2 separate regions of the Homo sapiens genome follow, and region 2 is linked to region 1. A link is a loop called in an ENCODE intact Hi-C map of the cell type or tissue named here. Cell type or tissue: heart right ventricle. All regions are shown on one strand. Each heading gives the region's core, and the rest is flanking DNA. Links, peaks and the distances in the headings are about the cores only.

Region 1 (16,157 bases), core at 13,658-16,157:
TAAATGTCAGTATATGGAAACTGGAAAATTACTTAAGTGAATAAATTATAAAAGTATGGCAGGAACAGCTAACCCTTCGATAGTGCTTACTCTGTGCAAGGCACTGTTCTTAGACCTTTGTGGCCATTAACTCATTTAATTTTCATTACCCTATGATGTAGGCACTATTATTATCCCCATTGTGTTAGTTACCCATCACCGCATAACAAATTGTCCCCACATAGAGCAGCTTAAAACAACACACGTTTGTTGTCTTAACAGTTCTGCAGGTCGGGTATCAGGGTATAGCTGAGTCCTCTGGCTCAGGGTCTCTCTTGGGCTGCAGTCCAGGTATTGGCCAGGGCTGTGGTCTCATCTGAAAGCTCCACCAGGGAAATATCCATTTCTCAAACACGTGGTATTGGTAGGATCCAGTTTCTTGCAGCCTATTAGACTGAGGGGCTCAATTCCTCTCCAACATGGCAGCTTGCTTCAGCAAAGCCAGCAAGAGACTCTGGTGGCAAGAGAGAAGTCACAGTCTAAACGAATCATGGAAGTGACATCCCATGACTTTTGCATATTCTGTTCTTTAGATGCATGTCTCTAGGTCCAGCCCACACTCAGGGGGAAGGGATTACGCTAGGATGGGAATACAGGAGCCATATGAGAAATCTGCCTGACATCTCTTACTTTGAAGAAGAGAAAACCAATGCACAGAGGGACTAATTGACTTGTCTAGGTGAAAGCTAGTAAGTCAGGGATTCACACCCACATAGCATGACTTCAGATTCCATGCTATTAACCACCATGCCTCAAAAATGGAATCTTTATTGTGTTCACAGCCCTGATAAAAAATAGGTGTGTACACTGTGTTATAAATGGAGGCCCCCCAAAAAACGAAAAAATAATAGGTGTGCACCTGGACAGACAAGGAAGGCTCAAAAGCTAAAATAGCTATTGCATTAGCAAAGTGACGTCAGCGCACTGTTGCTTTAATGTAATGGTTTTTATAGTTTGTAAAATTTTAAAATCAGGCATAGATTTTTTGAAAAGGAAGTTTCCCCGTGTGGTTTTGGAGTGCTCTGTCAGCTCATGCAGTGAAAGCCTCTTTGCCAGCAGCTAGATCCAGGTTGAACTGCAGGGTCCACTACTCTGTTGGTTGGTGGAGGAGGAGCAAGGCCCGAGGTTCCCTCCCTGTCATTTCATTGGTTGCCAAAGTGCAGCCAGATCTCCGTCCTGCACAGTCAGCCAGGTGATGCCAGGCCCCAGAGAACCAGACTTTCTTGCAGATGTGAAGGATGTGGGGAACATGCTGGTAACCCAGCCCCAGGCCCTCTCAGACAGGCAGCAGGAATATCAGGAATATAAAACTCGGGGGCCTCTTGATATCCCTGGGGGACAAGACTGGGCTGAGGCAACCACAGCTGCTGGGCCCTGTAGAAAGTGGGCAGGAGCTGAAGCGGTGCAGCAGATGCAGGGGTCAGCAAAGGCTTTTGTGCCAGGGAGTCCTGGGTTTGGGCTCAAGCCAACTCTGGACTTACTAGCTATGAGCCATGGGCAAATGATTTTCTGAGCCTGCGTTTCTTCCGCTGTAAAGTGCATCATCTTGAGGATGACATGAGATCACACAGGTTGTTTTGTTTTGTTTTGTTTTGTTGCTGCAGTAACAAATTACTACAAACTCGGTGGCTTAAAACAATACAGATATATTCTTTTACAGTTCTGGAGGTCGGAAGTCTAAAGTCAGATTTCCTTCTGGAGGCTCAAAGGGGAGGATCTTTGTGCTTGTCTTTTCAACCCCTGCTGGCCCTCTGCATTCCTGAGCTTATGGCACCTTCCTCTGTCTTCAAAACACATCACTCCCATCTCTGCTCCCATCATCACATTGGCTTCTCCTCTTCTGTTATCAAATCTCCCTCTTATAAGGACACCTGTGGTTACATTTAGGGCCTTCCTGTCTAATCCAGGATGATCTATCTCAAGATCCTTTATTTAATCACACCTGCAAAGCCCTCTTTGCCATAGAAGGTAACATCCACGGGTTCCAGACACTAGGACCAAATATCTTTGGGGCCATTATTCATTGATGCCTTTGGCTGAGTGTCTGGCGCATAGTTAGCTCTCAGGAAGCAGCAATGGTTTTGTTTTTTTTGTTTTTTTTTTTTTTTTTGAGACAGCCTGGCTCTGTTGCCCAGGCCAGAGTGCAGTGGCGCAATCTCGGCTCACTGCAACCTTTGCCTCCTGGATTCAAGCAATTCTCCTGTCTCAGCCTCTCTAGTAGCTAGGATTACAGATGCGCACCACTGCGCCCAGCAAATTTTTGTATTTTTAGTAGAGACGAAGTTTCACCATGTTGGCCAGGCTGGTCTTGAACTCCTGACCTCAAGTGATCCACCTGCCTCTGCCTCCCAAAGTGCTGGGATTATAGGTGTGAGCCGCCGCGCCCGGCCGCTAAGCAGCAACACTTATTACTTTGCCCGGTCTTCTAGGCTGAGAGCTCACACACCCACTCCCTCACTAGAGGAGGCTTCACTCCAGCTGGAGGCTGGGGGATTTCAGTGGAGCTTCCAAGATGGAGAGGTTCTACATAGGGCCTGAGGGCTATCACAGCCCCCAACCTCAGAATCCCCAACACCACCCTTACTCCTCACCTCAACTAGAACAAATCTGCATCGAGCTTGCTGTGTGCCAGGCCCTGTTCCCAGTGCTTTCTGCTGGTCAGTTCTCTCTCTAATCCCCACAAGCTTATGAGATAGGGGCTCTTCATAACCTCGTTTTACAGATGGAAAAATCAAAGCACAGAGAATTTCAGTAAGTCACCAACAGTCATGCAGCTGTGTTCCTAACCAACTTGGAATACACTACCATGTTAACCGGGTACTGTGACATGCCCCTGTAATCTGAGTTATTTGGGAGGCTGAAGTGGGAGGATAACTTGAGCCCAGGAGTTCAAGGTTGCAGTGAGCTATGATTGCACCACTGCACCCAAGCCTGGGCAACAGAGCGAGACTCTGTATCTTTAAAAAAAAAATGTTAAAAAGAAAAAGACGAAAATATTAATAGCAATTTTTTATTTTTAAAAATGCTCATTTTCCAAAATTTTCTTTGAGGAAGCCATTTTATTTTTATAGTGCATACAATATGTCTTATATTAATATTTATAATATAAAAATAATAAAATACAAATTATGAACATGTCACCCACCCCATGGGCTTTCTCCTGCCCCATAGGCTTGTTCTGCACTCAAGACTTTTTACTTGGTCTTGTCTCTCTTAGCAGACTCTACAACCTTCAAGAGCAGGGGCCATGTCTGCCTTCATTATTACTTTGATTATAACGAGAATGAGCAAATGATCTAACCTCCCTGTGCCTCAGTTTCCTCATCTGTAAAGTGGTGGTAGTACCTACCTCAGAGGGTGGGATGAGCCCTTAGGTTATTTCCCATTTTTTCTTATTAGAAACAGTGTTTGTAGAAGTAAGTAGAAGAACTAAAACCATAAAATTCTTAGATGAAAATATGAGTAAATTTTTTTGACCTTGGATTAGGCAAAACCTTCTTAGCTATGACAAAAGCACAAGTGACAAAAGATAGCTAAATTGGACTCCATTAAAATAAAATAACTTTTGTACTTCAAAGGAAGAAAGTGAAAAGACAGCCCAGAGAATGGGAAAACTATTTGTAAATCATATATATGATAAGTGACTTGCATAAGAATATATAAAGAAATTTTACAACTCAATAATAAGAAGGAAAAAAATCCAATTAAAATCTGGCAACGGATCTGGATAGACATTTATCCTAAGAAGATATACAAGCAGCCGTGAAGCACATAGATGCTCAACATCCATTAGCCATCAGGGAAATGCAAATCAAAACCACAATGACATGGCACTTCCCAAACCTCTAGTATGGCAACAATCAAAACGAAGGATGGGCCGGGCGCGGTGGCTCACGCCTGTAATCCCAGCACTTTGGGAGGCTGAGGCGGGTGGATCACGAGGTCAGGAGATGAGACCATCCTGGCTAACATGATGAAACCCCGTCTCTACTAAAAAATACAAAAAAAAATCAGCCAGGCATGGTGTCGGGTGCCTGTAATCCCAGGTACTCGGGAGGCTGAGGCAGGAGAATCACTTGTACCCGGGAGGCAGAGGTTGCAGTGAGCTGAGATTGCGCCACTGCACTCCAGCCTGGGCGACAGAGCGAGACTCCGTTTCCAAAAAAAAAAAAAAAGAAGGATGATATCAAGTATTAGGGAGGATGTGGAGAAACTGGAACTCTCGTGTATTACCAATGGAACATAATATGATAATATGGTACAGCCATCTCAAGACCAGTTTGGCAGATCCTCAAAAAGTTAAACATAGAGTTACCACAGGACCCAGCAATTCTGCTCCTAGGTATATACTCAAGAGGAATAAAAACATGTCCACCCAAAAACCTGTACACAGATGTCCATAGCAGCATTATTCATAGTAACCAAAAAGTGGAAAGCACCCTAATGTCCATCAACTATTGAACAGGTAAACAAAATATGGTTTATCCACACAATGGAATATTAGTTAGCAATAAAAAGGAATGAAGTACTGATGCATGCTACAATGTGGGTGAACCCTGAAATGATGTTTAGATGACACATCCATATGTTGGCAAATGATAGAATTTTGGAAGTGAATGCTGGTCAGCATTGTTATAATAGTAACAGAAACAATAATGATAGCTAATATTTGTTACGTGCTCAGTTCATGCTAAGCACATTTGTGCTATCTCATTTCAGACTCCCAGTAATTTTGTGAGATTATCCCCCATTTCAGAGTTGAAGAAACTGAGGCCAGAGAGCAAAGGTCAGATATCTAGATGATGGTGCTACAAATTGGGCTTGAGTTTGTGCCCTTAACCTGTCTTGTGAGGGGCTTCCCAGGAGGGCACTGCCTGCCTCATTGACCACTGTCCATGTCTCTAGCACCCAGTTCTGGGCTCCACATAGCAGGGGCTCAGCACACATTTGCCGAATGAGAATGAATGGAGTCCTGGGTGGGGAGAGGAAGGTCCCATGGGTCAGGGCTCCCTGACTGCACCTGCATCCTTGGGGGCGGAGGGGGCTTTCTCCTAGGGAGTTCTCTGGGCCAGTGACTGGACACCCAGCTGTGGTCCTTCCTCTAGATTAGCCTGACCATGGTTGTTCTGGGGTAGATGGTCATGACCAGCCAGAGCTGGGGATGAGGGGCTATTTTGGGAGAGGGTAGGGCAGTGACATCGGAAGCATCCCCACCTCAGGAAGACGCTGGGCAGCATTTTCCCTGTAATCACCTGAGCATCCTCCAGAGAGGCTGGCAGTGGCCTGAGCCAGGGACCCTGATTATCTGCCCCCATCATCCAAACCTACCATGGGATTCCTGGGCTGAAGGATTTTTAAAATTATTATTATACTAAAGTGAACAATTCAGTGGCATTTAGGACATTCAGGATTTCTGTTTCAGTCCCCTTCAAAACACTGTGCCCCCTCCCCCCCTTCTTCCTTCCTTCCTCCCTTCCTTCCTTCCTTCCTTCCTCCCTCCCTCCCTCCCTCCCTCCCTCCCTCTCTCTTTTTCTTCTGATATAGGGTCTTGCTTTGTCACTCAGGCTGAAGTGCAGTGGCATAATCATAGCTCACTGCAGCCTTGACCTCCTGGGCTCAAGCAATCCTCCCACCTCAGCCTTCCAAGTAGCGGGGTCCATTAGCCACCATGCCTGGCTAATGTTTTTATTTTTATTTTTTGTAGAGACGGGGTCTCACTGTGTTGCCCAGGCTAAAACTGCACTTCTCATTTTATGTAACAAGCCCTTAGGTAGCACTTCCTGTGTTCTGAGCCACGTGACTGTAACTAATTTACTCCTCACATCATTCCTTGGAGACGCGTGCCCTTATTATTCCCATTTTACAGATGAGGAGACTGGGCTTAAGGTGATGAGGAGCAGAGCCAGGGTCTGCACCCGGGCAATCTGGCCAGAGTTACCGCCTCTTTGCCACTCCACCATGTGGTTTATAGACTTTGCTCTGAGCCCCTGCTCATCCATGGACTTCCAGAAATGTTGCCTGATTGACCTGGCAGGGCTGCATTGGGCTGCGAGCTCCCCAGGCGGCTGCTGGGTCCTATTCATTTCCATCCTTGGCCCCAGCACATGACGGACCTGGCTCAGAAGTGGTACCAGGAAGGCAGCAGCTTGGTGTCATGGGTAAGAGCTTGGGCAGGTTCACTTTCTAGTGTGTGACCTTGAGAACGTGCCTCCAGCTCTCTGAGGCCATATGTGTTTACACAGGAGGCCATGGCGTAAGGCTGGTCACACAGTGCTCAACAAATAACCAAGATTAATATTATTCATAATAATAGTAGAGGAGACATTCATTGAGTGAATACATTAGTACAGGGGTCGGCAGACTTTTGTAAAGGACTAGATGGTAAATATTGTGGTGTTTGTAGGTCATATGGTCTCTATGACAACTACTCTAGACAATATGAATGAGCATAGTTGTGTTTCAACAAAATTTTGTTTACAGGGACACAGATATCTGGATTTCATATAATTTTCATGTGTCACAAAATGTTACTTTTTTTTTTTTTTTTTTGAGCCAGAGTCTCACTCTGTCACCCAGGCTGGAGTTGGAGTACAGTGGTGCAATCTTGGCTCACTGCAACCTCTGCCTCCCAGATTCAAGTGATTCTCTGCCTCAGCCTTCTAAGTAGCTGGGACTACAGGTGCGCACCACCGTGCCCAGCTGATTTTTGTATTTTTTGGTAGAGACAGGGTTTCGGCATGTTGGCCAGGCTGGTCTTGATCTCCTAGTCTCAAGTGATCCACCCGCCTCAGCATCCCATAGTGCTGGGATTACATGCGTGAGCCACCATGCCTGGCCTTACTTTTTTTTTTTTCTAACCATTCAAATATATAAAAACCATTCATGGGTGGTACAAAAGCTGGCAGCAGGCTGGGTTTAGCCTACCACTGTCATCTGCTGACCCGTGCCCTGGAATGTAACCTCTGCAAGGGATTTTTGTTTCCTTTCTTTCTTTTTTACTTTTTTTTTTAAGATAGAGTTGGGATCTTGCTGTGTTGCCCAGGCTGGTCTCAAACTCCTGGCCTCAAGTGATCCTCCTGCCTCAGCCTTCCAAAGTGCTGGGATTACAGGTGTGAGCCACTGTGCCTGACCATACAAGGGATTTTTGGATGTTCAGTTTGCCTCTATGTCTTCAGTGCCCAGAAAAGTGCCTAGCACATAGTAGGCACTCCATAAAGTTGTATTAAATGAATGAACCAATACATACAGGTGGGTCTTAAACTGACTCTTTAAGGCCAGGATCGCGGCAGGAGGGGAGAGAGCCTTCCAGGTCGGGGAACAGCCTAAGCAAAGGCCTAGAGTCAGGGCAAGTCCGGTGAGGGTCCCCCTTTGGCCCCATAAAGCCACCAATGCCTAGTGGAGACAACTGGGAAACAACCAAGCAGTTATGGGCCTGGGAGGAGAGATGGGGAAAGGAGGCCAGGGTGGGGGCAGGTGCTTTTAGAAGTTGCTCTATTGGGTGAGAGCCCTGCTCCTATCCCAGAAACACCAGCCTTATTTTTAACCCTGCTGACGAAAGTTAATCCGAACGAAATCAAGAAGAGTCTCCCTGTTCCTCCCCCGGCCCCAGTGACTGCTCCCTTCCCCCAAGCAGGGTCAGAGCCATCCTCCAGACCCTCACCCAGAGGCATGGATCCAGAGATGGTGAGTGGTCAGCAGAGCAGGAATGCTTCCTGCATTTCCCCAGCAGGGCCTTGATTCAGGGAGGGACCCTGGTGCTAAAAGGAAAACATCCAAGGCTCCTAGGGGGTTGAGCAGTCTGGGAACAACTTCAAGATGGAGCTGGCTTTTCTCTCCGCCGAACACGTGCTTCTCAAACTTAAGTCAGAATCTGGAATATAAAACACAGATTCCTAGGCTCGTTCCCTTCAAATTCCGATGAGTCGGTCTGGGCAGAGCCCGAGAATTTGTATATCTGAGCTTCCGGGTGATGAAGATACTGGGTGGGGGTCACGGACTGCATTAGGAGAGGCACTGGCCTAGAAGCAATAGCCTCCCAGCCACAGTCATTCCGCCTGCCCTTCACCCCGTGAGCTGCTGGTATACCCCATCCAGACTGCCTTGGGCAAGGGTCTGGAGAGCCTCGAAGGCCATACTAAGTAGCTAGGGTTTTATTTTGAGCACAGTAGGAAGCCTTGCAAAGATTTGAAGCAAGGGGTGAGGCCACGGGTGTGTGGTTAAGCAAGCTCGCTGAGCCGCTGTGTGTAGGAGCAGCTGTAGGAGTGAGCCTGCAGGCAGGGGAGACCCATGGGAAGGGGTGCAGGAGGAGTGGCAGAGGGTTCTAAGAGTTATAAAGGGAGCCGGAGAGACCAGTGTTGGTGATTGATGGGCTGTGGATGTGGAAGGAGGTGGGGAGGGAGGGTGCTGAAGAACACCGGGATTCCTGGCCTGAAGGCTGGGATCAGAGATTGGGAGCATGGGACAGGGGAGAAGGGCTGATAGGATGCAGCGGGCCGGGTGGTTGGAGATGGACAGGGAGTATGCTTGCTTCCAGCACAGCAGCCCTCATTGCCCTGGGCTGTGTGGCCGCCCCTGTTCTGGCTGTGCACAGTGGGTCCCCCAGAATCTTCCAGGGCTGTGGGGAGAGGCTGCCTTTCCTGCCTGAGGAGTCCTCAACCCAGCTTCCAAAGGCACCAGAAAGTGGGCATCTTTCTGCTCACATGACCAAAAAAAGGGCATTTTCTCAGTTTGAAGGCTTGCCCAGCCCTTTCCCTCCTCCTCCCTCCTGGGGTTTCATGTGCCCAGAGAAGTGGCTCTAAAAAGTTTAGAACTTTGTCTCACACATACTCACGTGCAGGCAAAAATAAGCCTGGGGATATGCATGTAGCACACTCAGTTTTGATGTACAGATGTCATTCTCCTCCTCCTCTTTCACCACCGCCACCAACACCCCATCATCGTCATCATCAAGACCAAACACTTTCACGCGTTGCCTCTCACTTAGTTTTCACGGCAACTTCAGGAGGGGAGAATTACTATCTCCACTTTACAGATGAAGAAACTGAGGCACAGAGAGGTAAAGCCATGCATGCACCCAAGGTCCTAGACTCCCAGTGGGGTGAGGTGAGTGAGTAAGTGAGGGATCCAAGTGCAGGGTCCAATCCAGGCTTTATTTAAAATTTTCTTCATAGGTTGTTCATCAAGGATTTATTTTTGCATTAATTTAGACTTTTAAAATATTGCATTAAAATGTGATTCCTCTTGATCACTGAGTTTTTTGGCAACCCCATAAATTTTGCCCCTGAGGCGAGTGCCTCGGTCATCTCATTCTGTCCCTGGCCTTGGCAGAGCCCAAATTGGAATCCAGGCCTGTTAATTCTAAAACTGTGTGCTCTTAACTCTTCCCTAGGCTGTCTCCTTGCCCCTACATATGTGCACGCCTGCATGCGTGCCTTCAGCCATGTATTCATTCAGTAAGCATTACTATGGCAATATGGCATAGTGGAGAGGCAGGGGCTTGGACATCAGACAGCTCCAGGTTTAGAATCTTACTCTGCTGCTTGTTATTGAATGGAAATTGAGCCTGTGGTTAGGATACAGACTCTAGATCCCAGAATGCTTTGGTTTGAATCCTTACTCTGGTACTTACTAGCTATGTAAGCTTGGGTGAATTCTTTTTTTCTTTCTGAGATGCAGTCTTGCTCAGTTGCCCAGGCTGGAGTGCAATGGTGTGATAATAGCTCACTGCAGCCTCGATCTCCTGGGCTCAAGCAATCCCCCCGCTGACCTCAGCCTCCTGAGTAGCTGGGACTACAGGTGTGCGCCACCACACCTGGCTAATTTTTTTTTTTTAATTGTTAGTAGAGACAAGGTCTTGGTATGTTGCTTAGGCTGGTCTTGAACTCCTGAGCTCAAGTGATCTTCCTGCCTCAGCCTCCCAAAGTGCTGGGATTACAAGCACGAGCCACCATGCTGGCTTGGGTTCTTTAGAATACTCCTTTGCCTTGGATGTCTCCTCTGTAGAGAGGGATGATAGGAATAACATCTACCCTGTAGAGTTATTGGGGGGTTAAGTTAATTTCTGTAAAGCCCTTGGCATATACTAAGTGCTTTGTAAATGTTAACTCCTATTTTGTTTCCTTGAGCAAGACACCTTTCTGAACCTCAGTTTCCCCACCTGTGAAGTAGGGACCGGTAAACACTACCTCACTACCTCACAGTTTTGAGGTTTGTAAGGGATAAAAGCCCTGGTGCCTAGTAGAAGCTTAAGGGAATTTATCCCCCTTACCGTGCGCCCAGTTCTCTGCTGTAGACTGAGATAAAGACACACACACATCAGCTCCCCAGGGAATTAACTCATCTGTAGAGAGTGGACACTCTGACTTGGCTTTGCAGCTCCTCGAAGGCACAAAGCTCTTCCTCAGTCTCAGAGTCTTTGCACATGCCCTTCTGTCTACCTGGCTCATTGACCCGCCCACCTCTTAGGGGCCTAACGTATGTGTTTCTTCAAGTCTCAACTCAAATGTCAACTTCCTCAAGGAATCCTTTCCTGACCAGCCCACCTCCACCACCCATCAACATTAAGTCTTTCTGTCCTGCATTTTCATTGTATTCTCTACTCCTCCTTCACGGCATATTTCACAATTATAATTAGGTACTTTTTATTTAATTGCATTTTATTAAATAGTTTTTGTGTCTGTTTACTAGCCAGCTCCCTCATCTGACAGTAGCCTTTCTGGTCCACAGAGTCTCTGTCCTCAGTTCCTGGCCATGCTCAGCTCCTGGCACAGGCTCTGGCACATGCTCAGCTACTGGTATAGAGCAAGCTTGTCTAACCCTTGCCCATGGGCCCCATGCAGCCCAGGACAGCTTTGAATGTGGCCCAACACGAATTCGTAAACTCTATTAAAATGTTATGGGATTTTTTTTGTGATTTGTTTTTTTTAAGCTTATCAGCTATCGTTAGTGTTAGTGTATTTTCTGTGTGGTCCATGACAATTCTTCTTCTTCTGGCCCATGGAAGCCAAAAGATTGGACACCACTGCCCTAGAGTTACGTTGCCTGGGTTCAAAATCCCAGTTCCTGCACTTCAGGACTCTGTGACCTTGGGCAAATTGCTTAACCTGTTTGCACTTCAATTTTCTTTTCTGTAAAATAGGGATAATAATAACAGCACCAGCTTCCTAAGGCATTAGAATGAGCATATGAGATAATCTTCATAACTCCTTTAGAACCATGCCTGGCCCATTAGGAAATTGGACTGTTATTACTTTAGTAGGTACTTCTGTGAGTTAAGCTAAGCTGACAGCTGAAACAGACATCTCCCAAATCTCAGGTACTTAAGACAATGAATATTTAAAATTTGCTCCTGTCACGTGCAACTGTGGGGCTGTGGGAAGGGGCTTTGCTCCATGCAATCATTTATGGGCTCACATTTCTTAACTTGGAGTCCACAGGAGGGTCTGTGGATAGATTTCAGGGGTCCATGAACTTGGACGGTGTAGGTTAGATTCCCTAGAAGTAGAGCCTGAAGTGGGGATTCTTGTGTAAGTGATTTACTGAGGGAGGCTTTCAGGAGAGAGAAGAATGAGAGGCAGGATGGCGTAGGGAAGGAGATGAGCTGAGATGTGGTCTCAGCTGGAGACCTGCTTCAGCCAGTCCACCGGGGGCTCTGGAGCATGGATTGTACCTGCTGCAGCTGGAGTTCCTTCCTCTTGAGGCAAGAGGAGGCTGACCAGTACCAGTCATTGGTATGGGCTGCCTAGGTTTAGGGGTAGGCAGGGCAGGATTTTTTTTTTTTTTTTTTTTTTGAGATGGAGTCTCACCCTGTTGCCCAGGCTGGAATGCACTGGCGCAATCTCGGCTCACTGCAAGCTCCGCCTCCTGGGTTCATGCCATTCTCCTGCCTTAGCCTCCCGAGTACCTGGGACTACAGGCGCCCGCCACCATGCCCGGCTAATTTTTTGTATTTTTTAGTAGAGATGGGGTTTCACCATGTTAGCCAGGATGGTCTCCATCTCCTGACCTCGTGATCCGCCTGCCTTGGCCTCCCAAAGTGTTGGGATTACAGGCGTGAGCCACCGTGCCTGGCTGGCAGGGCAGTATTTTAACTTCTGGAACAAGGTGGCTTCTATGGGCTACAATTCTCTGGGGTAGTAAGGAGCCATTAGCAGCCAACACTCACATCAGCCGGGGGTAGGCACATTTGCCCAGTGAAGGGATCTGCATAGGGCACCAGAAGTACCCACTACAATGAGAAAAGCTACATCTGTATTTTTATTAACTCCAACTGAAATGTAGCCTTCTCTTCAATTATGGAAATAGGCAATAAACCATAATAGTAGTAGTAGCAGCTGTGACTTTGTCACCAATAGAAATCTCATATATTTTCATGTCATATTATATGTTGTAATTAGATATCCTTGAAATATCCTTTATGCTTATCTATACTTTAAAATTACAGTAGTTAACAGACCTGATATTTTGTTTAATGTGATTATAAAGATATAGATTATTATTTTACAAATGTGTTCTTTTAAATATTTTGGAAACAGTATGTCAAGTAACTGCATCCTTTTGTAATCCTATGTATATTATTATGCATTCAAAAACATTATTCTGAGAAGGGATCCATAGGCTTCACCACACTGCCAAAGGGATCTGTGACACAGAAGTTAAGTCCCTATTCTGGGGACTCAGCCTGCTCTGCATTCAACCAGCAATGCTGGGGAAAAAAGAGAGGGCACAGAAGTTTTTATGGGCCAAGCCTGGAAATAGCATACATGATGTCTTCCCATAATGCACTGGCCAGAACTCAGTCACCTGACCACACCTAACTGCAAGGGAGGTTGGGAAAGGTAGTCTATCTAAGTGCTCAGAAAGAAGAAGAAATGATCTGGAGAATGCATAGCAGTCTGGGCCATGAGGCTCAATAAATATTCATTGACTGCCTGCGTGAAAGAATGCTGTGTTTAGCATGTCTCTTTGTGGGTTGGGGAGAAGGGGCAGAAGGCTGGTTCTCTGGAAGGATCCTGAGTCTTCTGCCACATTGTCTCCATAGGACAAGCCACGCCAAGGCCAAAGCTGAGGCAGCGGAACAGGCCGCCCTGGCTGCCAACCAGGAGTCCAACATTGCTCGCACTTTGGCCAGGGAGCTGGCTCCGGACTTCTACCAGCCAGGTAGGGCCAGCCAGGGAAGGATGGGCAGGGTAGGGCTATCCCTAGGGTGGGCGCTTTTCTTTGCTTACTGGAATCTGAGATGCCCAAGTGGTTTCCTGGATGCCCGTGAGTCTCAGAAACTGGGGCATGGTGCAAATGTGGGATGGGATGATGCAGGGGTAGGTGGGGAGACACATCTCTGCCTTCATGCTGAGCTCGAGGGGAGGGCAGCAGAGTCACTCCAAGTGGTCTTTTCTCTCTGCTCTGAGCAGGGAAGACAGTTGGAGCTGGTGAAGCTTAGAGGAGAGAAGTCACTGGTGGATGAGAGGGAAAAATGGCTTCTTGCACTTGCCCAACAGTTTCAGTCAAGCATTGAGCACTGTCCATGTGTCAGGCACTGTACCAGGCTCTGGGGTTACATAAGTGGGTTCCAAAATCTAGGGGAGCAGAGAGTCACAAAAACAACAGAGCTAGGGGTACCATAAACAGACTCTGCATTCATTCAAACCCTGATTCCGCTGCTTCCCAGCTGTGAGACTTTGAGTGAGGTGTTTAACCTCTGTAAACCTCAGTTTCCTGATCTGTAAAATGGTAGTAAGAATGGTGCCTGCTTTTTTGTGCATGGATTAAATGCATGTAAGGTACATTCCCAGTCCTCAGTAAGCTCTCAGTGACTGTGGCTGTTGTTTCATGATTATGGTTCCATTTCACACAGCAGGATGAGCACTGTGCGGTTAGAATGGGAGAGGAGGGAGCTCACAGGAAGCAGTTAGGCAAGAGGAAGTGTTAGAGAAGGCTGCCCTCAGGAGAGGCCATTTGAGCTGAATCTTGCAGGCTGAACAAGAGTCTATCAAGTCAGTGGGTCTCAAATTTGACACAGATTGCTGGGTCCACCCCCAGAGTTTCTGATTCAGTAGGTCTCAGGTGGAGCCCATGAATGAATGTGCATTTCTAAGGATCAGGCGATGTGGATACTGCTAGTCTGAGACCACACTTTGAGAGCTGCTGTACCAGATAGCGCTGGGTGGGATGAGTGGAGGAGGTGCAAAGGCACAGAAACTCGGACAGAGCAGCATGCCAGGAAGCCACATCACAAAGTAGGCTGTGGGTCCTGAGAATCGAGGCTGCAGAGTAAGGAGGACCTCCCGGCCTTGGTAGAGATCTGGCACATGGATAGAGTGGTGGGAACCCCTGAGGGACAGAGATGGGGATTCTCTGCGATGAAGGTTTTGTTTTTTTGTTTTTTTTGAGACGGAGTCTCGCTCTGTCACCAGGCTGGAGTGCAGTGGCGCGATCTCAGCTCACTGCAACTTCCGACTCCCTGGTTCAAGCAATTCTCCTGCCTCGGCCTCCTGAGTAGCTGGGATTACAGGCACGCGCCACCATGCCCAGCTAATTTTTGTATTTTTAGTAGAGACAGCATTTCACTATGTTGGCCAGGATCGTCTCGATCTCCTGACCTTGTGATCCGCGCGCCTCGGCCTCCCAAAGTGCTGGGATTACAGGCGTGAGCCACCGCGCCCAGCCATGAAGGGTTTTTAAGTTAATGACATGATCAGATGTGTGTTTTCTAAACGTGATCCTGGCTGCAGAAAGGAGGCCAAAGGAGGCCTGATGAAAAACCTAGGAGCGAAAACCTATGCCTGGGAGGATCCCTCACTTCTGGTCACAGCGCTCCCCCTGCTGGTCTATGCCGGTGCGGGGCCCTGAGCTCCGCCTTTGACATGCATTTTCTCAATCCTTCCATTCGTATTTATAAAATAGGTATGATCAGGCCCATGTTTCAGATAAGGGAATGGAAAGAGACGCGTGCCAAAGTAAAGGGCATCGCCTCTGGAGCCAGACTGCTGGGTGCTAGTCCTGGCTCTGCCCTTCGACAGCTGTGTGTCTTTGGGCAAGTGATTTAACCTCTCAGAGCCTCCCTTTGAGGTTCACAGTAGCATCAACTTCATAGGGATACTACAGGGATTAGATGAGTTAATATTTGGAAAGTGCTTGGAACAGTGCCTGGCACTTGGTCAGTGCTATGTGAGTGCCGACTGAGCCCATGAATGAGGCTCGAGAGGTGAAGTGGCTGGCCCAGGATCACCCAACAGTGGTGCGGGGTTCGAGCCCAGCCTCCCTGTGTTGCCCTGGCAGGTCCGGAATATCAGAAGCGCCGGCTGCTGCAGGAGATCCTGGAGAACTCGGAGAGCCTGCTGGAGCCCCCCGACCGGGGCGCCGGCGCAGCGGGCCTCCCACAGCCGCCCCGCGAGAGCCCGCAGCTGCACGAGCGTGAGACCCCTCGGCCCGAGGGTGGCTCCCCGTCACCGGCCGGGACGCCCCCGCAGCCCAAGCGGCCCAGGCCCGGGGTGTCCAAGGACGGCCTGCTGAGCCCAGGCGCCTGGAACGGCGAGCCCAGCGGTGAGGGCAGCCGGTCAGTCACTCCGTCCGAGGGCGCGGGCCGCCGCAGCCCCGCGCGTCCAGCCACCGAGCGCATGGCCATCGAGGCTCTGCAGGCACCGCCTGCGCCGTCGCGGGAGCCGGAGGTGGCGCTTTACCAGGGCTACCACAGCTATGCTGTGCGCACCACGCCGCCCGAGCCCCCACCCTTTGAGGACCAGCCCGAGCCCGAGGTCTCCGGGTCCGAGTCCGCGCCCTCGTCCCCGGCCACCGCCCCGCTGCAGGCCCCCACGCTCCGAGGCCCCGAGCCTGCACGCGAGACCCCCGCCAAGCTGGAGCCCAAGCCCATCATCCCCAAAGCCGAGCCCAGGGCCAAGGCCCGCAAGACTGAGGCTCGAGGGCTGACCAAGGCGGGGGCCAAGAAGAAGGCGCGGAAGGAGGCCGCACTGGCGGCAGAGGCGGAGGTGGAGGTGGAAGAGGTGAGGCTGTCGGGCAAGGTGTGCCTAAGGTCGGGTTCCCTAGAGGTAGCAGGGCTTGAGGGAGGATTCAGGGGCAGGGGATTTGGGGGTTGCTGGGGTGCGAGAGACCGAAGCAGGATA
Region 2 (16,157 bases), core at 6,246-8,745, 180 kb before region 1:
ATAAATGCATGTTCAGACATGTATTTATTAGCTTGACTTACTCCTTCCCTGTGTGCCACCTTCATGTCTTACAGTCCTGAGGTCAGGATCAGCCAGACTTGGGAGCAGTTCTCTTGGTAAAAAGTGAAGTAGGCCTCACAGAAGCAACACTGAAGAGCACTTTCAAAGTTTACTCAGATGAGGTCACCTTTGCAAGTGCTTTGTAGTCCTGGAGGCCTGTACACATGTGAGAGCTTCTTGTGCCTTTTAGTGCCCACTCGTTTGTCAGCCTGACCTGCTTGGCACGTCCAGGAAGTGTCTGTTGAAAGCTCCGTGGCTCCAGGATCAGAATCCCCTCCTGTTGCAGAACTTCCCTGTTCAGATTCCTTTGGCAGCAACAAACCCTTCTTGGGCTCACACTGTGAGCTGGGAGCTGGGGTGGAATGATAAACTCCCCTCCGCGTGGAGATTGTGGTTCAAAGTCCATCCTTTTGTAGCTTAAGCTGTGTGCTGGTGTTGCAAAGATGAATTTGGTCCATCTCTGCCTTGGAAGAGTTTTCACTCTCATGGAGAAGAACCAATCCTGCCATAAAGGGTTCTGAGTGCTGGGGCAAGGTCAGGGCCAAGAACATAAAGCAGGGAACAACCAGAGGCCCTGGAGAGTCAGGGAATATTTTCAAAGAAGGCAGCAATTCTTTGGGTTTTGATGGATGAGGAGGAGTTCAAGCAGTTAGGCAGAGAAGGGAATCCAAGGCAGTGGGGACAGCACACACAAAGGCTCATAGATATGTTACCATGATTTTTATGCGGACATCCATTTTCAAGAAGCCTCACTTTCCTGTCATTTTTAAAAGCAACTGAGATTGGAAGGAAGTTAGCCTTAAAGGACTGTGAGTGGAGATCATAGATACTCCCTGCTGTAACATAAAGAGCACTCAGTGCTGTGGTTTGAATATATTTTCCAAAGTTCATGTCTTGGAAACTTAATCCCCAATGCAACAGCATTGAGGTGGGACCATTAAGAGGTAATCAGGTTATGAGGCCTCTGGCCTCATGAATGGGTTAATGCCAGTATTTGGGGAGTGGGTTTGTTACCATGAGAGGAGCATCTTTATAAAGGATGAGTTTGTCCCCTAGCCCCCAAAATCTTTGGCCCTTTTGCCTTCCACTATAGGATGATGTAGCAAGAAGGCCCTAGCCAGATGCCAGCCCTTTGATCTTGGACTTCCCAGCCTCTAGAACTGTAAGAAGTCACTGTTCTTTATAAGTTACCCAGTCTGTGGTCTTGTGTTATAGCAGCACAAAATGGACTAAGATGCTCAGCTGGAAGTTAGAGCACCTGGCTTTGAGGTGGGTTCTGCTGCTGGTTTTTCCACTCTTTTGTGTGACCTTGAACTAGTCACTCAACATCTCTGGGTTTCAATTTCCTCCTGTAATAAACGATGGGGTTGGACTGGATAATCTCACCAACTCTTTGAATCTTTTCTACTGTTTCTCTGTTCTGCTTGATGAAAAGTTCTTCCCAAGCTGACTATGGCTTTTATTTTTGGAAACAACATGAAAAGAAACTCCCACTCAGAGCTGTTGTGGCAGCTGGTTTCTTGGTGAATGATGGGGGAAGCAGACCTCTGGGTGGACTTTGTTGCAGCCCTGCCTCCTTTTTCTCTACATCAACACACAAATGTAGTTCAGGCCTGGTTGCGCATGTTCACATAGGTTTAATGGACATGGGGAGCTGGACCTAATTCCCAGAGGAATAAACTGCAGAGGTCTTATTTATTTGTAATATTTATTTATTTATTTGAGACATAGTCTTGTCTTACCCAAGCTAGAGTGCAGTTGCTAGTGTCGGGTCACTGCAACCTCCACCTTCTGGCTTCAAGCAGTGCTCATGCCTCAGCCTCCCACGTAGCTGGGATTACAGGCGTGCGCCACCATGCCTAGCTAATTTTTGTATTTTTAGTAGAGACGGGATTTCACCATGTTGGCCAGGCTGGTCTCGAACCCCTGACCTCAGGTGATCCACCCACCTTGGCCTCCCAAAGTGCTGGGATTACAGCAGTGCGCTACTGTGCCTGGCCAGCTCTTTTAAAAAGTCTCAAAAATAAAAACATTTTTGAGAGCTGTCAAGAAGGTAGGTTCTGTTAGGAGAAATCCTTTACAGTTTAAACACCTTTAGAAACTGTCCCAGAAACCTCGAATACAGTCTCTGGGGAGTTTTAAAGTTGAACACACACAGTACAGAAAACAGGGATTCTCATACCTTAGGAGAAGGGAGGTAAGCTGGTCGCACCTGTTTAGATAGCAACCTAGCGTGTCCGTAATTGGTGGGTTCTTGGTCTCACTGACTTAAAGAATGAAGCCGCGGACCCTCGCGGTGAGTGTTACAGCTCTTAAGGTGGTGCGTCTGGAGTTTGTTCCTTCTGATGTTCAGATATGTTCGGAGTTTCTTCCTTCTGGTGGGTTCGTGATGTCTCTGGCTCAGGAGTGAAGCTGCAGACCTTCGCGGTGACTGTTACAGCTCTTAAGGCGGCTTGTCTGGAGTTGTTCGTTCCTCCTGGTGGGCTTGTGGTCTCGCTGGCTTCAGGAGTGAAGCTGCAGACTTTCGGGGTGAGTGTTACAGCTCATAAAAGCAGTGTGGACCCAAAGAGTGAGTAGCAGCAAGATTTATTGCAGAGTGAAAGAACAAAGCTTCCGCAGTGTGGAAAGGGACCCAAGCGGGTTGCCACTGCTGGATCGGGCAGCCTGCTTTTATTCTCTTATCTGGCCCCACCCACATCCTGCTGATGGGTAGAGCCTAGTGGTCTGTTTTGACAGGACGCCGATTGGTGCGTTTACAATCCCTGAGCTAGACCCAAAGGTTCTCCACGTCCCCACCAGATTAGTTAGATACAGAGTATCAACACAAAGGTTCTCCAAGGCCCCACCAGAGTAGCTAGATACAGAGTGTCGATTGGTGCGTTCACAAACCCTGAGCTAGACACAGGGTGCTGATTGGTGTGTTTACACACCTTGAGCTAGATACAGAGTGCCGATTGGTGTATTTACAATCCCTGAGCTAGACATAAAGGTTCTCCACGTCCCCACCAGACTCAGGAGCCCAGGTGGCTTTACCCAGTGGATCCCGCACCGGGGCTGCAGGTGGAGCTGCCTGCCAGTCCCACGCCATGCGCCCGCACTCCTCAGCCCTTGGGTGGTCGATGGGACTGGGCGCCGTGGAGTAGGGGGCGGCGCTCATCGGGGAGGCTCGGGCCGCACAGGAGCCCATGGAGGAGGTGGGAGGCTCAGGCATGGCAGGGCTGCAGGTCCCGAGCCCTGCTCCGCGGGAAGGCAGCTAAGGCCCGGTGAGAAATCGAGCGCAGCGCCGGTGGGCTGGCACTGCTGGGGGACCCAGTACACCCTCCGCAGCCGCTGGCCTGGGTGCTAAGCCTCTTATTGCCCGGGTCCGGCAGGGCCGGCCGGCTGTTCCGAGTGCGGGGCCCGCCAAGCCCACGCCCTCCCGGAACTCCAGCTAGCCCGCAAGCGCCGCGCGCAGCCCAGGTTCCCGCTCGCTCCTCTCGGTCCACACCTCCCTGCAAGCTGAGGGAGCCGGCTCCCGCCTTAGCCAGCCCAGAAAGGGGCTCCCACAGTGCAGCGGTGGGCTGAAGGGCTCCTCAAGTGCCGCCAAAGTGGGAGCCCAGGCAGAGGAGGCGCCGAGAGCGAGCAAGGGCTGTGAGGACTGCCAGCACGCTGTCACCTCTCACTAGTAGTAGGCCAGGCGCGGTGGCTCATGCCTGTAATCCCAGCACTGTGGGAGGCCGAGGTGGGCAGATCACCTGAGATCAGGAGTTTGAGACCAGCCTGGCCAATATGGTGAAGCCCTGTCTCTACTAAAAATACAAAAATTAGCCGGGCGTGGTGCCGTGCGCCTGTAATCCCAACTACTTGGGAGGCTGAGGCAGGAGAATCACTTGAACCCAGGAGGCAGAGGTGGCAGTGAGCCGAGATCGTGCCGCTGCACTCCAGCCTGAGAAATAGAGTGAGACTCCCTCTCAAAAACAAAACGAAACAAAACAAAAAACACTTAAAATGTGTAGACCCAGTGATTTCAATCTAGGGATTTGGGCTTTAGAAATGCTTCAAGAAGTGAGCAAAGCTAAGGACGAAGGTTTCATTACAGCTGTCTGTAAGAGTGAAAGATTATCAAGAACCTAAATGCCCATCGGTTATAGCAACTCCATTTTAGTGATAAATGCAGTCACTGCAAAGAATAAGTGATCTCACCACCACAAAGAAGGCGAGGAGGAATAAAAAGAATAAGTGGTATATGTCTAGTGTAGAACCTGGAGGTAGAAAGCCACAGGCTCATGTTGGCTATAACTCACAGCCGTGTGTTCTTGACCAAGTCAATGTCTCTGAGCATCAGTTTCTGAAGCATGTGGTGGGGTTAATAGTGCCTCAACTTACTCAGCATTCACTGCCCCAACAGCTGAGGAGCACCAGGTATACCAGGCTCAGTACTAGGCACAGGGGATGCACCATTAACTCAGAGAGACACAGACCTGCCCTCAGCAGGTCTACAGTCTAGCTGGGCATAGACAGTGAAAGGAGAGTCCCCAAAGTGTGCTGAGGGTCAAAAGCAGGGTGTTTTCCGAATCTACCCTGACACTGTCACCAGCTCAGGCAGAGATGGTTTATATAAAGCATTTAGAAAAGCAAAGGAATGGAGAGATTATCATGGACTGCGTTAGTTTAAATCCTTACTCTGTCACACTCTGGCTGTTCCTTAACAAGTTCCTTGACCTCTCTGGGCCACAGTTTCCTCATCTGTAAAATGGGTATAAGAACTTACCTTAAAGGGTTGTGAGAACTAAATGAATTAACACTTGTACTCAGAACAGGAACTAGTGAGGCCGGGCATGGTGGCTCATGCCTGTAATCCCAGCACTTTTGGAGGCTGAGGTGGGCGGATCATTTGAGGTCAGGAGTTTGAGACCAGCCTGGCCAACATGGAGAAACCCCATTTTTACTAAAAATACAAAAAAAAAAAAAAAAAAAATAGCCGGGCGTGGTGGTGGGTGCCTTTAGTCCCAGCTACTCAGCAGGCTGAGGCAGGAGAATCACTTGAACCCAGGAGGCAGAGGTTACAGTGAGCCAAGATTACACCAGTGCACTCCAGCCTGGGCAACACGGTGAGACTCGGTCTCAAAAAATAAATAAATAAAATAAAATAAAAAGAACAGGAACTAGCACGTGGGAGGTACTATATAAATGTCTTTCAAGTGCACAGTAAATCTCTGATGTGCCAGCAGAACCATAACTTACTTTAAAATCAGGGGGAAAAAACCCATGCATGTGACTTTTAAATTTTTATTGACTCATGGGTAGTCAAAATATACCATCAGGGTAGGCTCAGTGGCTCATGCCTGTAATCCCAGCACTTTGGGAGGTCAAGGAGGGCGGATCGCTTGAGCTCAGGAGTTTGAGACCAACCTGGGCAACATGGCAAAACCCTGTCTCTACTAAAAATAAAAAAAAAAAATTAGCCGGACATGGTGGTATGCGCCTGTGGTCCCAGTTACTCGGGAGACTGCAGGGAGCCAAGACTGCACCATTGCACTCCAGCCTGGGTGACAGAGCGAGACCCTGTCTCAAAAAAAGAAAAAAGTGCAGTTAGTGAATGTGGAAGGCCGGGTCCCCGTGCTCCAGCCTCTGCAGTCTGGTTTCAGGGTTCACTAGGGGATGAGGGAGAATAAGAACTGTTTTTTAGGAGAGCTGTAAAAAGAAAGGGCACATTGTGTCTGTGGTGTCCTTTTGGCTAAGGTTAAGTAGGTCCCCATCTTATTTGAGGTGCTATCTGCCCAAAGGTGAGCTAAGGGCTGCCTGGCACTAGTTCCTGGGCTGCTTAGTTTTGGGGACCAGGCTGGGGGCCTTCTCACTGAGCCCTGCCACTTGCCATGTCTTCTCTGTCAGGGTGTGGCTGCCCAGGGCATGTGCATCTGGGGTGTGGGAGTGCCTAGGAGGTAGGTGGGTGGGAGCCTGGGAGCCACCTCTGGTTAGCCTGTTAATTTCTAAAGTTATTGGGGGTCGGGTGCAGTGGCTCACACCTGTAATCCCAGCATTTTGGGAGGTTGAGGTGGGCGGATCACTTGAGGGCAGGAGTTCAAGACCAGCCTGGCCAACATGGTGAAACCCCATCTCTACTAAAAATACAAAAATTAGCCAGGCACAGTGGTACCTGCCTGTAATCCCAGCTACTCAGGAGGCTGAGGCAGGAGAATCGCTTGAACCCGGGAGACAGAGGTTGCAGTGACCAGAGATGGCACCACTGCACTGTAGCCTGGGCTACAGAGTGAGACTCCATCTCAAAAAAAAAAAAGAAAAAGAAAAAGTTATTGGGGCCCTGCCCTAACAAGCTGCTGTAGTTAATTTTCCACCCTCCACTCCTCTCAGCCCTTCCTGCCTTCTGCCTGCATTTCCTGATCATGCTCCATCTGCCAGGCACACCCCCCGCCGTGCTGATGGGAGTGGTATGGGGTGAATGGATGGGGACATAAGTGGACTCTCTTCTGGAGTTATTAGAAGCACTCGACCTGGAGCCAAGCAGACCGCGTTCCAGATCTGCCAATCAGCTCCTCAGCTGTATGATCTTGGGCAAATCACTTCGTTTTTCTGAGCTGGTTACTCAACTACGAAGTGAGGATAATACTTTCTGCCACACTAGTCTTTAATTGTCTTTTTTATTTTATTTATTTATTTTTTTGAGACGGAGTTTTGCTCTTGTTGCCCAGGCTAGAGTGCAACGGCGCGATCTTGGCTCACCACAACCTCTGCCTCCTGGGTTCAAGCAGTTCTCCTGCCTCAGCCTCCTGAGTAGCTGGGATTATAGGCATGCACCACTACGCCCGAGTAATTTTGTATTTTTAGTACAGACAGGGTTTCTCCATTTTGGTCGGGCTGATCTCAAACTCCCGACCTCAGGTGATCTGCCCGCCTCGGCCTCCCAAAGTGCTGCGATTACAGGCGTGAGCCACCGTGCCTGGCCATCTTTAATTGCCTTAATGAAGTCACGGGTTGGAAAATATAAGTTTTAAAATGTCAGGCACCTATGGGGGCTACGTAATATTATATTTTTGCCTAAGGATGTCTCTCTCAGAAGCCTGGGCACTATAGTTCCTAAATATCCCCCAACAACCCTGAAATGACTTAGTATCATCAATATAATAATAAAGCAACCATGAATAACATTAATAACAAGCATTTGTTCCTCATTTTTTTATTTAGGGTCTGACATTTTTACTGTATTTTCTCACCTGTAGTTACCAACAACCTACACCATAGAGAAAATAGCAAAGGCTTTGGCTCCTAACACATCTGATGCTTCATATCCCAGCTCTGCCATTGTATTAGAGATTGCTGTAATAATGAAACCGCCTTTGCAAAATTATAGTAGGAAATTATGACAGTGAAAGAAATCAGACCTAACCGACTCCATCTTGCATCTAACCTTTAAGCTGTCCTTGTTCATTCCTGGGTGTAGGCCAAACTAACTTTGGAAAGGAACTCAGTTCATGGTTTGACTCGGAAACAAAATTGATAATAGCCGTTTCCCAAAAAGACCCTCTTCTTGCCTGAGGGCCAGTCTGCCTTTGCAGGACTAACAAATTAGCTACAAGATTAGAAATTACACTTCAGGGGTCATGCAGTCCCTGGCTCCAAGAATCTGAACACCCCCAAATTGCTCCTGGGGATAACAACACTGCTGTAAAACCTAAGATCAGTGCTTGAGATATTTTGCAAATCCTGCACTCCATGGATCAGCTGACACTAACCAGACCGGTAACTGGGCTCAACCAGTTCTGCCATTCAACCCAGGAACAGAAGACAGCAAGAAAACCTTACTTCAACCCCCTATGATTCCATCTCCAACCTGACCCATCAGCACTCCCCACTTCCCAAGCCCCTGCCTGCCAAATTATTTTTATTTTTCTTATTTATTTTTTACTTTATTTTTTTGAGATGGAATCTCACTCTGTCACTCAGGCTGGAGTGCAACAGTGTGACCTCAGCTCACTGCAACCTCCGCCTCCTGGGTTCAAGCGACTCTCCTCTCTCAGCCTCCCATGTAGCTGGGACTACAGGCACGTGCCACCACACCCGGCTAATTTTTGTATTTTTAGTAGAGATGGGGTTTCACCATGTTGGCCAGGCTGGTCTCGAACTCCTGACCTCAAGGTGATCCACCCGCCTCGGCCTCCCAAAGCGCTAGGATTATAGATGTGAGCCACTGCACCCAGCAACCCAAATTATTTTTAAAAACTCTGATCCCTGAATACTTGGAGAGACCGATTTGAGTAATAATAAAACTCCGGTCTCCTGCACAGCTGGCTCTAGGTGAATTACCCTCTCTTCATTGCAATTCTTCTGTCTTGATACATTGGGTGTGTCTAGGTAGTGGGTAAGGTGAACCCATTGGGTGGTTACAATAATGCTTTACAACAAGCCACCTCCAAACTCACAGGCTTACAAATGCTCACAGATCAACTGCAGCTCTGCTGGTATGGGCTGGCCTCAGCTGGTGAGTTCCGCATCAGGCTGCCCATTGGCTACACTTGGCTCCAGGCCACAGCTGGGCTCTGCTGTTCCACTTGTTTCATTCTGGTGTCCAGGCTTAAAGGGCAGCAACTGTATGGGGGCATGCTCTTCTCATCAAGACCACTGAGGCACCCAAACCTTGGCCAAACCATACAGCACATTTAAAGCCTCTGCTTGGCTGGGCGCGCTGGCTCATGCCTGTAATCCCAGCACTTTGGGAGGCCAAGGTGGGCAGAGCACCTGAGGCCAGGAGTTTGAAACCAGCCTGGTCAACATTGGTGAAACCCCGTCTCTACTAAAAATACAAAAAATTAGCTAGTCATGGTGGTGTGTGCCTGTAATCCCAGCTACTGGGGAGGCTGAGGTAGGAGAGTCACTTGAACCCAAGAGACAGAGGCTGCAGTGAGCCAAGATCGTGCCACCGCATTCCAGCCTGGGCAACAAGAGCAAAACTCCATCTCAATACATACATACATAAATAAATAAAATAAGGCCTCTGCTCCTGACACATCCTTCCTCTAACCTTCTGTGGGCGCATCAATGGGGCAGGGAATAAACTCTACCGACAGTGGGAGGTCCTGCAAAGTTTCATGTCAAAGGCCAGGAATGTACAATCCAATTGGGGAAGACGAATAGTCTAATCTACTGCCTTTACCTTCAGTACTTGAACTCTCTGAGCCTCAGTTTTCTCATCCATGAAACATAAAAACTGCACTTCTCAGGGTTAGAAATAATTTATGTAAATTTCAGAGTGCATAGTTAGTAGTCAATGAATGGAAGCTATTATTATCAGCTCCATTTCAGAGATGAGAAAACTAAGGCCTTTAGGTAATGTAGGTTGCTAGAAAGGAACCAAACAGGTCTTTGGAGATAAGCTGATGTGATCTAGGCAATTGAGTCTGTGACTTTGGCAGTGAGGAACCAATGAGCTAAAGAAAATATGCCCTTTAGAAGCCCTTACTGTCCTCCCCAGCAGGAATCCTGTAATGATGGAGAGACCTTTCTTAACAGTCTAAACTTTGGGGACACCTACTACCACAGTCCTGGCAGTGTTGTCCATCAGACTACTGAACTCTGATAGCCACCGTCGTCTTCATTTCTGAAGCACCTGATGGCAACTCATAGAAGGCTGGGCAGCTGACAGATTTCTGGGTAAATGCCTATGTATTGACACTTCCTGTCTCCCACTCTGGATTTTCTCCATGATGTTCTGAGAGACAGAATGGGACCAGGAGCCAGGCATGGTGGTGCACGCCTGTAGTTCCAGCAACTCAGGAGGCTGAGATGGGAGGATCACTTGAGCCCAGGAGTTTGAGGCTGCAGTGAGCTATGATCTCACCACTGCACTCCAGCCTGGGCAACAACAGAGTGAGACTCTGTCTCTAAAAATAAAAATAAAAATAATGGGACCAGGGAAAGGACTCCTAGGGCTCTAGTCCTCTTACAGTGGGATCCTGACCAAACCAGACATCACCCCATGCAGGGCCTTGGTGTCCCATATGTAGAACAGGTGGGTGAGGGGTTTCCAATGTCTTCCAGCCCATACCGAGTCTGCCATTTTCTTTCTTTCTCCTCCTCTCCTCTCCTCTCCTCTTTTCTCTCTCTCTCCCCTTCCCTCCTTCCTTTCTTCTTTCCTTCCTCCCTCCCTCCCTCCCTTCTCTCTCTCTGTTTCTCTCTTTCTCCTTCCTTCCTTCCTTCCTTCCTCCCTCCCTCTCTCTCTTTCTTTCTTTCAAGACAAAGTCTCCCTCTTGTTGCCCAGGCTGGAGTGCAGTGGCGCAATCTCGGCTCACTGCAACCTCCGCCTCCCAGTTCAAGCAATTCTCCTGCTTCAGCCTCCCCCTAGTAGCTGGGATTACAGGCGGGCACCACCATGCCTGGCTAACTTGTATTTTTAGTAGAGACAGGGTTTTACTATGTTGGCCAGGTTGGTCTCAAACTCCTGACCTCAGGTGATCCACCCATCTTGGCCTCCCAACGTGCTGGGATTACAGGTGTGAGCCACCGCGCCCAGCCAGAGTCTGCCATTTTCTCCAGCAGTCTACCTGATCTTCTTCTCATTCACAGTTATTCCTTATGCCAGAGGCTGCTAGCTGTCCAGGAAAATCTGTTCTCTTCTTCCTTAGCAATAGACTACCCAGCCAGATACTACATTTCCCAGCCTCCTTTGCAGCTGGGTGAGGCCCTCCATTCTTACCATTGGAATGTGAGCGGAAGTGATATGTTGCTCTTTCAAGTCTAGGCCTTAAACTATTGGGCATATGTTCCTCCATCGTCTCTTTCCTGTCCTATCACATAAAACCCGGCTTCTCATGATCGAGTTTTGACCATGCAGATGAAGACAATGCACTGGAAGGTGGAGTAACAGTCAGCAAACAGACACCGGCCAGTCTGCACCACTGAACTTGTTAATGGGAGATAACTGAACTTCCCCTACCCCTTTTAAAGATTTTAGTGATGGGGTTTCACTTTGTTTTCCAGGCTGGATTTGAACTCCTGGGCTTAAGCGATCCTCCTGCCTCAGCCTCCCCAAGATAACTGAACTTTTACTCTCTTTTTTTTTTTTGAGATGGAGTCTTGCTCTGTTGCCCAAGCTGGAGTACAGTGGCGCCATCTCAGCTCACTGCAACCTCCGCCTCCCAGGTTCAAGCAGTTCTTCTGCCTCAGCCTCCCGAGTAGCTGGGATTACAGGTGACTCCCACCATGCCCGGCTAATTGTTGTATTTTTAGTAGAGACAGGGTTTCACCATGTTGGCTGGTCTCAACTCCTGACCTCATGATCTGCCTATCTCGGCCTCCCAAAGTGCTAGGATTACAGGTGTGAGCCACCATACCTGAACTTTTACGCTCTTAAGCTCCAGGTGTTTCTTCCCTCTTGTTAAAACAGCTCAGCGTTCACCCTAATGATTCTGCACTTCCCAGCCCCTGTATTCCATCTCCTTTATTCCCACTTCTCCAAGCTGGGGTTCCTCATTCTCTTCATGCAGATATCCTTAGAAAAGCTACTGTGTGTTGGCCATTTATTGGAGACAGCTCATTTGGGCAACAGTCTTTCCACAGATTCTAGGAAGAGTTGCCAGCTCTTCTAACAACTGAAGACCCTCCCTGTCTCCAAACCGAGATGGGAGTTTCTCTGTCTTTGCTGTGGGCAGTCATCCCCAAATCTCAGCAGACTCTTCCTGCTGATCAGTCTTTCACTTATTGTTCTGGCCAAAATTGCTTTCCATCCTGCTTCCAGAGTTCCCCTTACCTTCAAGCAATATTGCTCTCTTCTTCAGCCCCAAAGCTGGAGGCTCCCTGGGGGTGGGGACTGGGTCCTATTTAATGACTCTGGCCCAGGGTAGGTGCTTCCGGAGTGTTTGTAAATGGATTCTCCTCCTTGTCCTCCTGCTAGGGATCCCGAGCCCAGGGCAACACTAATCTGCTTCTGCTCCAGCAGACAGAAGAGGCTGACTGGAAGCATCCTCCCAGCTCTAATCCTTGGGACCCCCCAAACAGGCATCTGTGCTTTCTCCCTGGAAGTGAAATGGTCAAAACACCTGTCAGAGAGTCAAGAGAGCTGTGCTCAGATCTGACTCCACCTTGACTTTGTGTGCAACCTTGGGTGAGCTACTTAATCTCACTGAGCCTCAACTTCTTCATCTGAACAAGGAGTATGTGTAACACTCTGTGCCCTTTCTGCATCTTAGGGTGGTCTTAAGGGTCAGATGTTTGTGATGGTACTTGAAAGCACCACGATAATTGCTTTAGCATGGTTTCCTCAGAAACAGACTCTGAGATGAGATTTACATTTAGAAGGTTTATTGGGAAGTGCTCTTGGAAACATCACCTGCAAGGGAGTGAGACAAGCAGGGAAGGGCAGAGAGAGAAGTTGAACTATGATGCAGTTGTTCCAGAACCTTAGCTGATCCTGTGGAGAGTTGTGGGTCTCGGATGGCCCTTCAGAGATGTCCTAAATTGAAGTAAGGAGGGTCAGACCTTTCTATCTCTGTACCTACCAGTCGCTGGATGTAAGCTACCCTTAGGGAACTGGAGTAACCTTGAATGAGACAGCTCCCTTCAGCTGAGGCAGTGCCCCAAGAGGGACTCAGCTGTGAGCCATTAACAGCCAATCCTCCCAGCCACTGGGGGAGCAAGGGTGGCAGTCCCAGTACCTATTACAACAACAATATAAATAACCCATGCAACTGTAATAATAACTGGAATAATAACATTCTATTGCAAATGTACAGCACTTGATTAATTTATAAAGTAATCTCACAATCATTATCTTAGTTCCTCAACATAATCTGCAGAGGTAAGTAGGGGGTGAATTTTTAACTTTGTATTTGAGGCGAGGGACCTGAAGTTCAGCAGGGTTAGTGTCCTGGGCGATGCCCGTTGACTCTGACCTCCACCCTTCCCCTCCACGTGCTCCTCTGTATCCCCAGGATGGGAAGCCTGCATTGTGCATTTCTCATCCTGCTTTCCTCTGGGCTCTGCTAGTGGAAGACACTGGTGGAGATTGGGAGGTGGAGGAAACGAGGACATTTTTAATTTTTTCTCTGATTCTAGAAATGGGCTCTGACAGTGGCAGTGGGTGACTGAAGGTGACTATAGATGATCCTGGGCTCTAACAACATGAAAAGCATTTTAGCAATCAGCAGGAGTGGGGGTTTCTGTTTTTTTTTTTTTCAGCAGCAGCAGTGAAGTAACATGAGCTTCAGTAGCGACAGCAGTGCCCCCAGTCATTCAGTAGCAATGGCAGGCTCATGGGCTCCATTCCATTATTCACATACAGTTTGGACCCCTGTGGGTAAAATCAGATGAATCTGCCAACCTTGAACCTCCAAATCAACCCAGGTCCTCTTTAACAGTGGAAGCAGCCCTCCTCCTCTTCTGAGAAGATCATTCTCTTGCTGGAAGACTCGTAATGACCTCATCCAAGACAGTTTCCTGCAAGGGGGTGCCTCACCTCAAGGCCAACTCCAGCACCCTTCACTGCTTCCAGACCCTTACACACCCCAGGAGAGCAAGTTCAAAGTCTGACCCAAAGAGAGTCTATGATACCAAAGAATAAAAATGTTTTGTTGATGTATGTTGACAGAGACCTGGGGGAGTATGTGTGGCAATGGAACATAAAGATGCCAGACCAAGAAGAACAAACCATATTAGGCTGGGTTAAATTTATGGATATTCATGCATTTTCTGGAGAGTCTAGATTTAATATGTTATCTCAGCATTTGCGAGTGACTCTAATGGTTTCCTGGATTGACTGACTGAAACCTGGACTTAGTGGTGGTCTACATTCATTGAAGTTGAGATGCTAGAATTTCCCTAAGATACTATTAAGGGAGGAATTCGAAGTTTTAAGGAAATAGAAATGTTGGGATGGATTTACTATGTACGGTTTTTTAAAATATCATGGGGTGACATCTTTCTTTTTTAATTTTAATTTTAATTTGTTTTGAGACAGGGTCTCACTATGTTGCGCAGGCTGATCTGAAACTCCTGGGCTCGATTGGTCCTCGCATCTCAGCCTCCCAAGTAGCTAGGATTACAGGTGCCCCACCACAGCCAGTTGTTATGTATGACTTGACCCTGACCCTATCACCTTAAATAACCCTATCATTTAAGTCCACCAGGGGGGCCCAGAGGACACTCCTTTCACTAAGTCACTGAGCAAGCACTGGCAGAGAAAGCACTAGTACCATTCAAAAGCCCTGGAGTACTTTCCTCTATAGCCTAGGTGTGACAGTGGGAAGTGCCACCACTGAAATGGGCTTCCTGGTTTTGATGAGGAGTGGCAGAGTCTAAGTGGCAGCACTTACTGCCAGAGATGAGTTGGGTGCAAACTCCATCATAGCAGCAGAGCCATAGCAACCACTGGAATATTTTGACCCACAGGGACTTTTACTGGAGGTGAATTCATCATATTGTCCCTAGAAATCAAACATTTGAGCAGTTTAAGTCTTACTTGCTCTGTATAGTCAGAAAAACTTTGGGTCCAGTGAGCAGAGACCTAACTTTAAGTGGAGACATGGTTTGGCTGTGTCCCCACCATAATCTCATTTTGAATTCCCACGTGTTGTGGGAGGGACCCAGTGGGAGCTAATTGAATCATGGAGGCAGTTCCTTCCCATGCTGTTCTTGTGATAGTAAGTCTTACAAGATTTGATGGCTTTGAAAAGCTGGAGTCTCCCTGCACAAGCTCTCTCTTTGCCTGCTGCCATCCATGTAAGACATGACTTGCTCCTCCTTGCCTTCCACCATGATTATGAGGTTTCTCCAGCCACGTGGAACTGTTAGTCCAATTAAATCTCTTTCCTTTGTAAATTGCCCAGTCTTGGCTATGTCTTTATCAGCAGTATGAAAACAGACTAATAAAGTGGTGAAACAGGCTCACCATGCACTGGCTACCAACTTGTCTGAGTCCGGTGGGACAGAACACTCATATTCACAAGTTACATGAAGCAGATTTATTACTTACAGATAGGAGCAAAGGACAACAGAAGCCTGGTCCCCCAAGCCTCAGGAATGCTGCCCAAGGTGGATAATGCCTTGACTGTGTATGCCTCACTTGCACTGCAGCAGTGGGACCCTGGAAGTAGCTTGGCTTGGGTTTTATGACCCAGGGCAATGTGATCACTGGGCTAAAGCACTGAAGGACATCCTGTTCGGGGCGGGCTTTGGGGGGATTGGAACAGAGCCCAGGAAGTTCTGGCTAGTCCCTTCCTATGTCAAGATATTACATTCCAGCACATTCTACTGTTGTTTTAGAGAATTGTAAACAAGAAAGTGGGGAGAACTGGATCAGTCCAAGGACACCCAGAGAACTGTCCTGCAGAAGTAATCTCTTACCCAGTTCAGTGCCCTGGGGCCCATGAAATGTAGGGAAGGCTAGATCTCCTTGAGAAAAGTTCCTGTGACTGTCACAAGTATAAACTATTTTCCTTTAAGCTCTTCAGAGGAGCCTAACACTTACCTGAGTGTATCCCAGAGAAAAGGAAGAAATTTCAAGAAAGAGGGAAATACCCAGAGCTTTCAAGGTATATTCTACACTGGCTCTGATTTGAAGCTATTCCCTGGGGACCCAAAATGCTACTATAATCACAAGCAGGGCTTATTTCCAAACTCATTCTATGAGGTCAGTATTACCCTGATACCAAAACCAGACAAAGACACATTAAAAAAAAAAAAGAAAGAAAACTACAGGTCAATATCCCTGATGAACATTGATGTAAAAATCCTCAACAAAATACTAGCAAAAAGAATCCAACAACACATTAAAAAGATCATTAATCATGACCAAGTGGGATTTATCCCAGGGATGCAAGGATGGTTCAGCATATGCAAATCAATCAGTGTGATACATTATATCAATAGAATGAAGGAGAAAAACCACATGATAATTTCAATTCATGCTGAAAAAGCATTTGAAAAATTCAACAACCCTTCATGATAAAAAAAACTCAAAAAACAGGATAGAAGGAACATATCTCAAGACAATAAAAGCCATGTATGGCAGACGCACAGCCAGTATCATACTGAATGGGGAAAAACTGAAAGCCTTTCTTTTAAGATCTAGAAGAAGACAAGGGTGCCCACTTTCACCACTGTTATACAAC

What was found. Hi-C counts contacts between places; a loop is a spot of excess contacts. Peaks named below come from ENCODE experiments on the same cell type or tissue, not always from the same donor. Only the 100,000 strongest peaks of a DNase experiment are listed, where the experiment ranks them.
Region 2: it touches region 1 in a loop (3-fold over the local background); 4 of 110 quality-filtered maps call a loop at or near these places.

What each region holds. Positions count from the first base shown.
Region 1 is chr20:44,115,545-44,131,701 of GRCh38, reverse strand. It overlaps JPH2 (junctophilin 2), which reads left to right. Exons shown (of 6, transcript NM_020433.5): 3 at 13,079-13,197; 4 at 15,316-16,037. Among named protein-coding and RNA genes, the nearest start is that of JPH2, 64 kb to the left of the region's middle. RefSeq lists an enhancer at 14,759-15,053. In heart right ventricle, for the core only: a CTCF peak has its summit at 14,872 (motif pointing left); a DNase peak (open chromatin) is centred at 14,861; H3K27ac peaks cover 1,930 bases; H3K27me3 peaks cover 534 bases.
Region 2 is chr20:44,286,515-44,302,671 of GRCh38, reverse strand. LOC124904910 (a long non-coding RNA gene) reads left to right here and starts at 11,317. Exons shown (of 2, transcript XR_007067597.1): 1 at 11,317-12,154; 2 at 13,228-14,946. In heart right ventricle, for the core only: no CTCF peak of the experiment used is centred there; no DNase peak of the experiment used is centred there; H3K27ac peaks cover 1,436 bases.